Linked DNA regions of Homo sapiens: region 2 is linked to region 1. The links are chromatin contacts, found by Hi-C or POLR2A ChIA-PET in ENCODE. All regions are on one chromosome and are shown on one strand. Each heading gives the region's core, a stretch centred on a gene start or an enhancer-like site at or near the end of the contact. The rest is flanking DNA. Distances are from core to core; before and after follow the strand shown.

What was found. Hi-C counts contacts between places; a loop is a spot of excess contacts on that map. ChIA-PET counts read pairs that join two places held with the same protein, here RNA polymerase II (POLR2A). Pooled maps may share reads with other maps.
Region 2: a loop to region 1 is called in a map with no recorded cell type, with 3 times the contacts of the local background. The contact joins two enhancer-like sites. A Hi-C loop is called at or near these places in 1 of 37 single-sample maps with no recorded cell type and 1 of 50 pooled maps. POLR2A ChIA-PET finds 5 or more read pairs at or near these places in 1 of 52 experiments (CD8-positive, alpha-beta T cell).

The regions. Positions count from the first base shown.
Region 1 is chr15:63,211,021-63,214,916 of GRCh38, forward strand. All of the region lies in intron 1 of RAB8B (RAB8B, member RAS oncogene family), which reads left to right. Among named protein-coding and RNA genes, the nearest start is that of RAB8B, 23 kb to the left of the region's middle. RefSeq lists an enhancer at 1-172. Within about 2 kb of position 1,656, at least 13 of the 41 ENCODE cell types and tissues checked have a DNase peak (open chromatin) inside an H3K27ac peak, as active enhancers do.
Region 2 is chr15:63,895,021-63,898,916 of GRCh38, forward strand. No RefSeq gene overlaps it. Among named protein-coding and RNA genes, the nearest start is that of MIR422A, 26 kb to the left of the region's middle. RefSeq lists enhancers at 1,789-1,838, 2,039-2,088. Within about 2 kb of position 1,916, at least 11 of the 41 ENCODE cell types and tissues checked have a DNase peak (open chromatin) inside an H3K27ac peak, as active enhancers do.

The DNA of each region.
Region 1 (3,896 bases), core at 406-2,905:
TACACAAGGGACCCATCAGAGCTCTTGCAATATCAAAAGATAAACAGCAGGGAAAGAATTTGGGGAAGGATCCTATGGTTGGTTTGAGATGTGCGTCTTATCTGCAAAAACCCAAATAAAAGTGAAAGACCAGCTCTGCTTTTATTAGCTTAAGTGTTTTGTGTTAAAATCTCTTTTGGCCTAACTTTTCTTTATTGACAAGAGAACAAATAGTAGAATATCCTTTGTAGATCGGAAGTATAGAAATTACTGAGAATACTGGGAAATGCTTCACAGATGTTCCTGAAACTACAGCCAGATTGAGTGAATTCTTGTCCCTTTCTGAGTTGGGAGGTTGGGAGATTATTGTCTCACGTACTGTGATATTATAACTGTGTTCTACCCCAGACTATATGTGTTCACCATCTCTCTCATTGAGATTCTGGTTTAACCCTATTATATCCTTAACTTTGATGGCCATTAGAATAGGAAAGAATGTTTACGCAAGACTTTAGAGAGAGCCATAGTTTGATATTTCCTTTATAAAGCTTCCTGATACTGTGTTTAGTATTTACTTTCTTTAAATGTATCTTCTTAAAAGTACAGGTAGTGTGGTAGAGTTCAAAATTAACTTCCAGTTAAATCCAGTCATAGTTTTGGTGGATTTTTTTTGCCAAGCACCGCATTTTTCTTAGTATTGTCATATATTGACTGACACTAGTCAATTGCAACTAGTGACTGGTCATGATAGATATTGATAGACATCTCATAACTGTCATGGCTGAAGGGGAGTTGCCCCTAGTTGATCATTCAACAACATGAAGAGCCCTGTGTTTTTTTCTTTTTTTTAGAGACAGGATTTCACTCTGTCATTTAGGCTGGAGTGCAGTGGCGCAATCATGGCTCACTGCAGCCTCAACTTCCCAGGCTCAGGTGATTCTCCCACCTCAGCTTCCCAAGTAGCTGGGACTACAGGTGTGTCCCACCATGCCCAGCTCATTTTATTTAATTTTTTAAGAGAGGGAGTCTCTCTATGTTGCCTGGGCTGGTCTTGAACTCCTGGGCTCAAGCAGTCCTCCTGCCTCAGCATCCCAAAGCGCTGGGATTACAGTCATGAGCCACAGTGCCTGGCCTAAAAGCCCCATCTTCCTACACAGTGCGTTGTAGTCTTTCCTCCTGAATTGATGTAGAGGCATCCTTGATGTATAACAAGCAGAGCATGCTGAACTAGTTCGCAGCAAAAAACAAACAACGAAAACTTGATATCCAGGTTGTTCTTGGATAGGTCACCATGTTTATCATTTTTAAACATCCGGGGTTGTGAGATAAAGTTGTTAAGGGAGGGATTGCACCAGCACATTTTTCTGTTTCAGTTCATGTTCATCTGACTCATATTTATTCTAGTCTAACCTCATTTTGCGTGAAAATTTTTGTACTAGAAAATGTCACTTTCAATTAGGGGAGGGGAAATTCTGATTGGGGATCAGAAGAGTCAAGATGTATTAGTGATAATTTGGCATCACTTTTGATTCAAGGTAAAAACACAGAATCCCTAAAAATGTAGTAAAGTAAAAAGTGATTCATATAACTAGATAGGGGAAAGGAAATGTCACTGCTGAGCTTTACTGTGGGAAGAGGGGGAGGTGAAGGAAATTATTACAAAATTTTTGTACGTGATGAGGAGACAGCCTCTGGACTTCCCCAAATATTTCCGTATTCCCTAAAACAGCTCTAGTGAATTGCTTCATGATTGGTGTATGAATAGAAAGACACTAGAACTCTTAAACTTGATCTTGAAAGGCCCGTCTTTGTATATAATCATCCACAGATGTCCGTATGTGATTATATATTCCCATAGTGAGGCAATGATAAATGTAAATGAGAACCATGATATAATTTTGCCTTGCTTGCATGCACATTTTCAGAATAGAATTAAAAGCACATGCCACTGTCAGTAGTTAACTATGAGGTTTGTCTTAGTTTTTTATAAGGCTTTGGCAGAGGCCTAAAGCATGTTTTAGTGTCTAAGTCTTCCCTCCCTCCCTCTCTTCCTCCCTTCTTTCCTCCCTTCCTTCCCTCTTTGGAATCAAAAAGGAACTCTCTAGGTTCTGACTATTCTCTTTTCAGAACTAGGGACAATTTCAGCTTGTACACAGATTAATTTTCATTTTTTGGCTTCTCTGCTGGTACCTGAAATTGTAACTAAGTTATTACTAGATAATTCCTTTCTGACTTCTTCCTTCAAATAAAATCTGATAAGGACAAATGTCTTCTAGGTACTATTTCAGGTGGATATGTTTGGAGGGGGACGTGGGGCAAAGCAGAGGATAGGCTAGGGGTGCTGTTATAATGTAACTTAGGTCAGTTGATTGGTGCTTAGTAAATCATGGTTTTCTGTATAGTGCCAAATGCTCAGAAAATCTGTACTGGATAAAGAATTTCTTGTTCAAGTCTATTTAGTTACTGTACTTATGCCTAAAACTGGAATGTGCTCCTCTTTTAAATTCAGTAGGCTGTGCATTTATGACTATAGATGATACCACTTTCATTTTTAAAATAATGATAAAAGCTTAAGTTGTAAATTTAAGTTGTAATATGGACACTTAAAAAAAAACCCAAAACAAAACAATCTTCCTTCTGGTTATGGGGAATTCCTACATGAGTTCTTTCCAACTGCTTTTGTTTATATGAGTGTTGAAACTTAAAATGAGTAAATTCTGTCTTCCAAATAATTTTCTACATTTTCCATTTATTTCCATCGCTTATATCTGCTCTCAAGAACAAAACAAAAGTGGTTTCCAGGCCAGGCGCGGTGGCTCACGCCTGTAATCCCAGCACTTTGGGAGGCAGAGGCGGGCAGATCACGAGGTCAGGAGTTCGAGACCAGCCTGGGCAACATGGTGAAACCCCTACTCTAATAAAAATACAAAAATTAGCTGGGCGTTGTGGCATGTGTCTGTAATCCCAGCTACTCGGGAGGCTGAGGCAGGAGAATTGCTTGAACCTGGGAGGTGGAGGTTGTGGTGAGCCAAGATTGTGCCACTGCACTCCAGCCTGGGTGACAGAGCGAGACTCTGTCTCAGGGGAAAAAAAAAAGTGGTTTCGTTTGCTATACCAACGTGTAAAATGTAGAAATTTCCAGTGTTTAAAAATTCTGATTGGCTATTCCTTTCAAGGTATTACAGTGTGGGAGGTAAAGGATCTAATGTAGTTATCTAGGAGTTTAAGTTTGAAAAAGAATTCAACAGTGTTGAATTCCTTGGAAATGGGTACGCTCAGTTTCTTTCTTTTTTTTTTTTTTTTTTTTTTTGAGACGGAGTCTCACTCTGCTACCCATGCTGGAGTGCAGGGCCATGATCTCGGCTCACTGTAGCCTCCGCCTCCCAGGTTGCAGCGATTCTCCTGCCTCAGCCTCCCGGGTAGCTGGGATTACAGGCAGGTGCCACCGTGCCTGGCTAATTTTTGTATTTTCAGTAGAGACGGGGTTTCACCATGTTGGCCAGGCTGGTCTTGAACTCTTGTCCTCAGGTGATCTGCCCACCACGGCTTCTCACTTGATCTTAGCCAAAAGGCCGAGAAGCCATCCACCACGGCTTCTCAAAGTGCTAGGATTACAGGCGTGAGCCACCATGCCCAACCGTTTCTAACACTTCACAAAGCTTTTCCATCTGACAGTGGATTTGACCAGAGTGGGTTCTCTTGCTTCTAATTTCAGCAGCAGTTCATTTCTCTTTTTTAATGTAACCCTTGAGCTGTGGGGGTTGAAACCTGCTTCTGAGAATTCATGTTTCTTATCTTTTCCTCCTAAAACTGCATATAGTGGTGTTCTCCCCACCAAAAGAAACAATAAAAATAATTTCCCATGGAATACACATATAGTATTTAATTTTATTTTTTCTTGTTTACTAAGGTCTTTA
Region 2 (3,896 bases), core at 666-3,165, 680 kb after region 1:
AGAATCACCTGGAGGGCCTATTAAAGTACCCTCAGAGTTTCTGATCTAGGAGGTCTGGGAGGCAGCTGGAGAATTTGCATTTCTAAGTTCCCAGATGACCCTAATGCTGCTGGCCAGGGACCACACTTTGAGAACCCCTGATCTTAGCCACAGCTCTGATAAAGTCTCACGAAACCTCTCAACCCTCCCCATAGCTTGCTGAATAAAGGCCTAAGCCTGGGTTGAAGCCCCTCTTTATCTAGCCCCCTTCCCCACCGCAGCAGGCCCCACCCCAACAGGGTGCCCCGCGTCCCCAGGGGATACCTTGCTCTCTCCTACCTCTGTGTCTTTGCTCAAGCTGTTCCTGGCCTGGACTCTGCAGCCCCCTCCACCCATGTGAATCCTCTTATCTGTGAAGCGCACTCAAAGGCTACTTCCTCTGGAGGCCTGCCTGGGCCCCCATCCCTCGGAACACAGGACTCCTTCCTCAGCTCCCAGCTTAGCGCCTATTTCATCCTTGTCACTGCACTGTGGATTCCTTGAGGACATGAACTATCTTTTCCCATCTTTGTCTCTATATTTGCTAAATAGATATGACCCCAGAAGACAGAACCAGGACAATGGATGGATCTGCGGGGAGGCAAACTTGAGCTTAACCTGAGAAAGAACTTGTAACAACCTGAACAGTTTGACACCAGCCCTTAAGGGTCCTGCCAAGAGATCCTGAGCTCCCTGTCGCCCCTGGGCATCTTCAGTGGTGTTGGACGAGCATCTACAAAGTCTCTGAAACCCCTGCTTAGACCAAGTACTGACTACCTCAATGTCCCTCCTGGGGCCCTCTCTCCCCAGGAGAACCTGACACCCCCCCATCAAACCCGCTGCCCAGCATGCCAGACCCACAAGGCCCCACAGGCTGGCTGGACCTTACTGGAGACCAGTGGTCACAGCAAGTGTGACATTTTGTCAGTGGCCTTCACTGTCTGAATACAAGGAGTGACCAGTGGTGACACCCTCCTGCTCCAGGCCAGCCTCCCTGCCTTCCTCTGATCACCGCCTCCCCCGAAGGACCAACCCCACCTCGATGTACTCACATCGCCTTTCCTTACCTCATCCATATCTCACGTGGCCAGGGGAAGCAGCTCATCTATGGGCAAGCTGAATATCCACAGGTGCGCTCCCAGCTCGGGCTCCTTAGGAACAGGAATATCCTCCTGCAGAATATTCTCCAGTGCCTTCCCCATGCTGGGTGCATGTAAATGCTCAGATGTTCATTTCCTGATGTGCGTTTCCCATCGATGTCCTGCTGGAACCCTTCCCTCACAAGTGGTGCTCTCCCAGGTGTGCTCCAGCGGGCAAATGCCCTCCTCACCCCTCCCCATCTGATATTAGGAAAGAACCTGTGAAACCCATTCCAACCAAGAAGCCTGGGACTGAGGCTTTCTGCCCCTGCCATCCCTGGGGAAACGTTACTGTTTAAATCCGATAAGCGTGAAAGCCTCGCTTGATTGCATGGCAGCTAAGCATACTATGTGTAGTGGTGTTTATTTGCTGATTGGTTGATTTGGAGAGGAAGGAGAAGGATTTTCCAGAGTCTAGACTCTTATGGCTTTGTGGGGCTTTCCAGGGTCAGCATCGATTGTGAAAGTTTGGTGAGCTTGGCAGTTTGTATCATTTAAGAAAATCTGCCCGGGCTTCCTCCCCCACCAGGAAGTGTCCCATCAGTTCCAAAGCCCTCAGCTTAGTTATTGGAAAGGCCTGAGAAAGCCACGACCCAGCGGACCCAGCTGGGGAACACCTGGGTCTCAGTTCACCTTCTGCCAACCTCTAGGTCTTACGAGCATTCCTGTTTCCTCTCCTTCCCTGGGCTACTTGAGGTCATGACCTTCTGAAAGAATGCAGGGTCAGCCAGCCTGGCTGAAATTTCCCCTCCGTGGGTGTGAAAGGCGATATGTCCAACTGTGAACACACAGGGCCCACATCCTTATGACTCAGCAGATGCGGCTGTCCTCAACCACATCGCCCAGAATGTCACTCTGACCTGCCTCAGAGGTCTGACAGCAGAATAGATTCTGCAAAGCCTGGGCCCAGGAGGCGCTTTCTCCATGAGTCCTTTTGGACAACACACATTCACCCAGACACACACTCAGATGCACACACACACACACAGACACATCCACTACAGAGACAGATGTGCACACACTGATACCCAAACGTACCCCAAACGCAGACACGCGGACATGCACAGACACCCAACACACACATGCACACACAGGCCCCCGGACAGTCAGATACACACACAAAGACATCCACACACACAAACACCCAGACACATCCACACACGTCCACACACCCCACAGAGACATGTCCACAACGGGTGCCTAGGTATGCCCAGAAACACACAGTTACCCGAATACAGCCAGACACACACACACACACACACACACACACACACACACACACACACACAGACTCCTCCAGAGGACTCAGGAAGAATCAGATCTGTCCCGTATGCCTGACCTTGAATGCCTCTGCCAACCCCAACAGATGGCCACTGGCTCTCCGACAGGGCCCTCTGGTCTCTGACCAAGAACCAGGGTCACAATGGACAGAGAAGGGGAAAATGGTAGAACTACTAATTCACCACCGTGCAGTTAACCCGCAGAAGTCTCATTCTTTCATTTAATTGGTAGCTTTCCAAAGTTCAGCCACGAGAAGGCGTAAGGACAAGCAATCAGAATACTAACCCATAACTTCCTGTCCCTTCTCTTAGCACCCATCCTTTAAGGCCAAATTAAAGTCCACCTTGTTCATATAGTCCTCCAGATTCCCAGAGTTAGAAACCGCAGCTTCTCCCATGCGCCCCTCATGTCATGCTTCTTGGTCTCTTTTTTTTTTTGAGATGGAGTTTCACTATTGTTTCCCAGGCTGGAGTGCAATGGTGCCATGTTGGCTCACTGCAACCTCTGCCTCCCGGGTTCAAGCGAGTCACCTGCCTCAGCTTCCCAAGTAGCTGGGATTACAGTGCCCACCAGCATGCCCAGCTAATTTTTGTATTTTTATTAGAAACAGGGTTTCACCATATTGGCCAGGCTGGTCTCGAACTCCCGACCTCAGGTGATCCACCTGCCTCAGCCTCCCAAAGTGATGGGATTACAGGTGTGAGCCACCGCGCCTGGCCCACCATTGATTTTTTTTTTTAAAGACGAATTGAGTACCAACTGCTCTGTTCACAGCTTTCTTTTCCTTTTTGTCTTTCTTTAAGAGACAGGTCTCACTGCAGTGACTATTCACAGATACAATCATAGTTTGCAATGTAGCCTCCAACTCCTGGACCCAAGCAGTCCTCTCGCCTCAGCCTCCCAAGTGGCTGGGACTACAGGTGCACCACTGTCCCCAGCTGACAGCTTTAAGGTGAGTGCAGTGGCTGTGTCAGTCCATGCCTGCCAAAGGAATCAGTGGAGACAAAAAGAAGGAGCAAATTCAAACTTTCCTCCTTTTGCCCTCTCTCCTATGTGGGTTCAGATTCTTCAGGAAGCAGATGCCAAGATGGGATGAGAAGTGCTGGAGACCTGGGGTGTGGGATGAGGAACGCCTATGAAGGATGAAGGGGAAAGGAAGCAGGAGTAGGCAAGGGAGAGCTTTCAGGCCATGATGTAGGTGTGACACCTAAGGAAGGAGGGTGGGAAGGAAGGAGGGCTGGCTAGGAAGTGCCTCTGATGGCAGAGCAACCCAGAGAAGGGCTCAGCCAGGTGATGAGCAGTCCAGGGGCAAATATTAGAAGGGTCCCATGCTGGGCAGGAATGGCCTGGTTCGAGTACCCGCCGCGTGTCTCCCATCCCACCATGCTCAATCACTGGCCAAAAGCAGCCTACGGAGAGTGAAGACCTTGTGGCTACTCTGAGAATGCTCTGAGAATA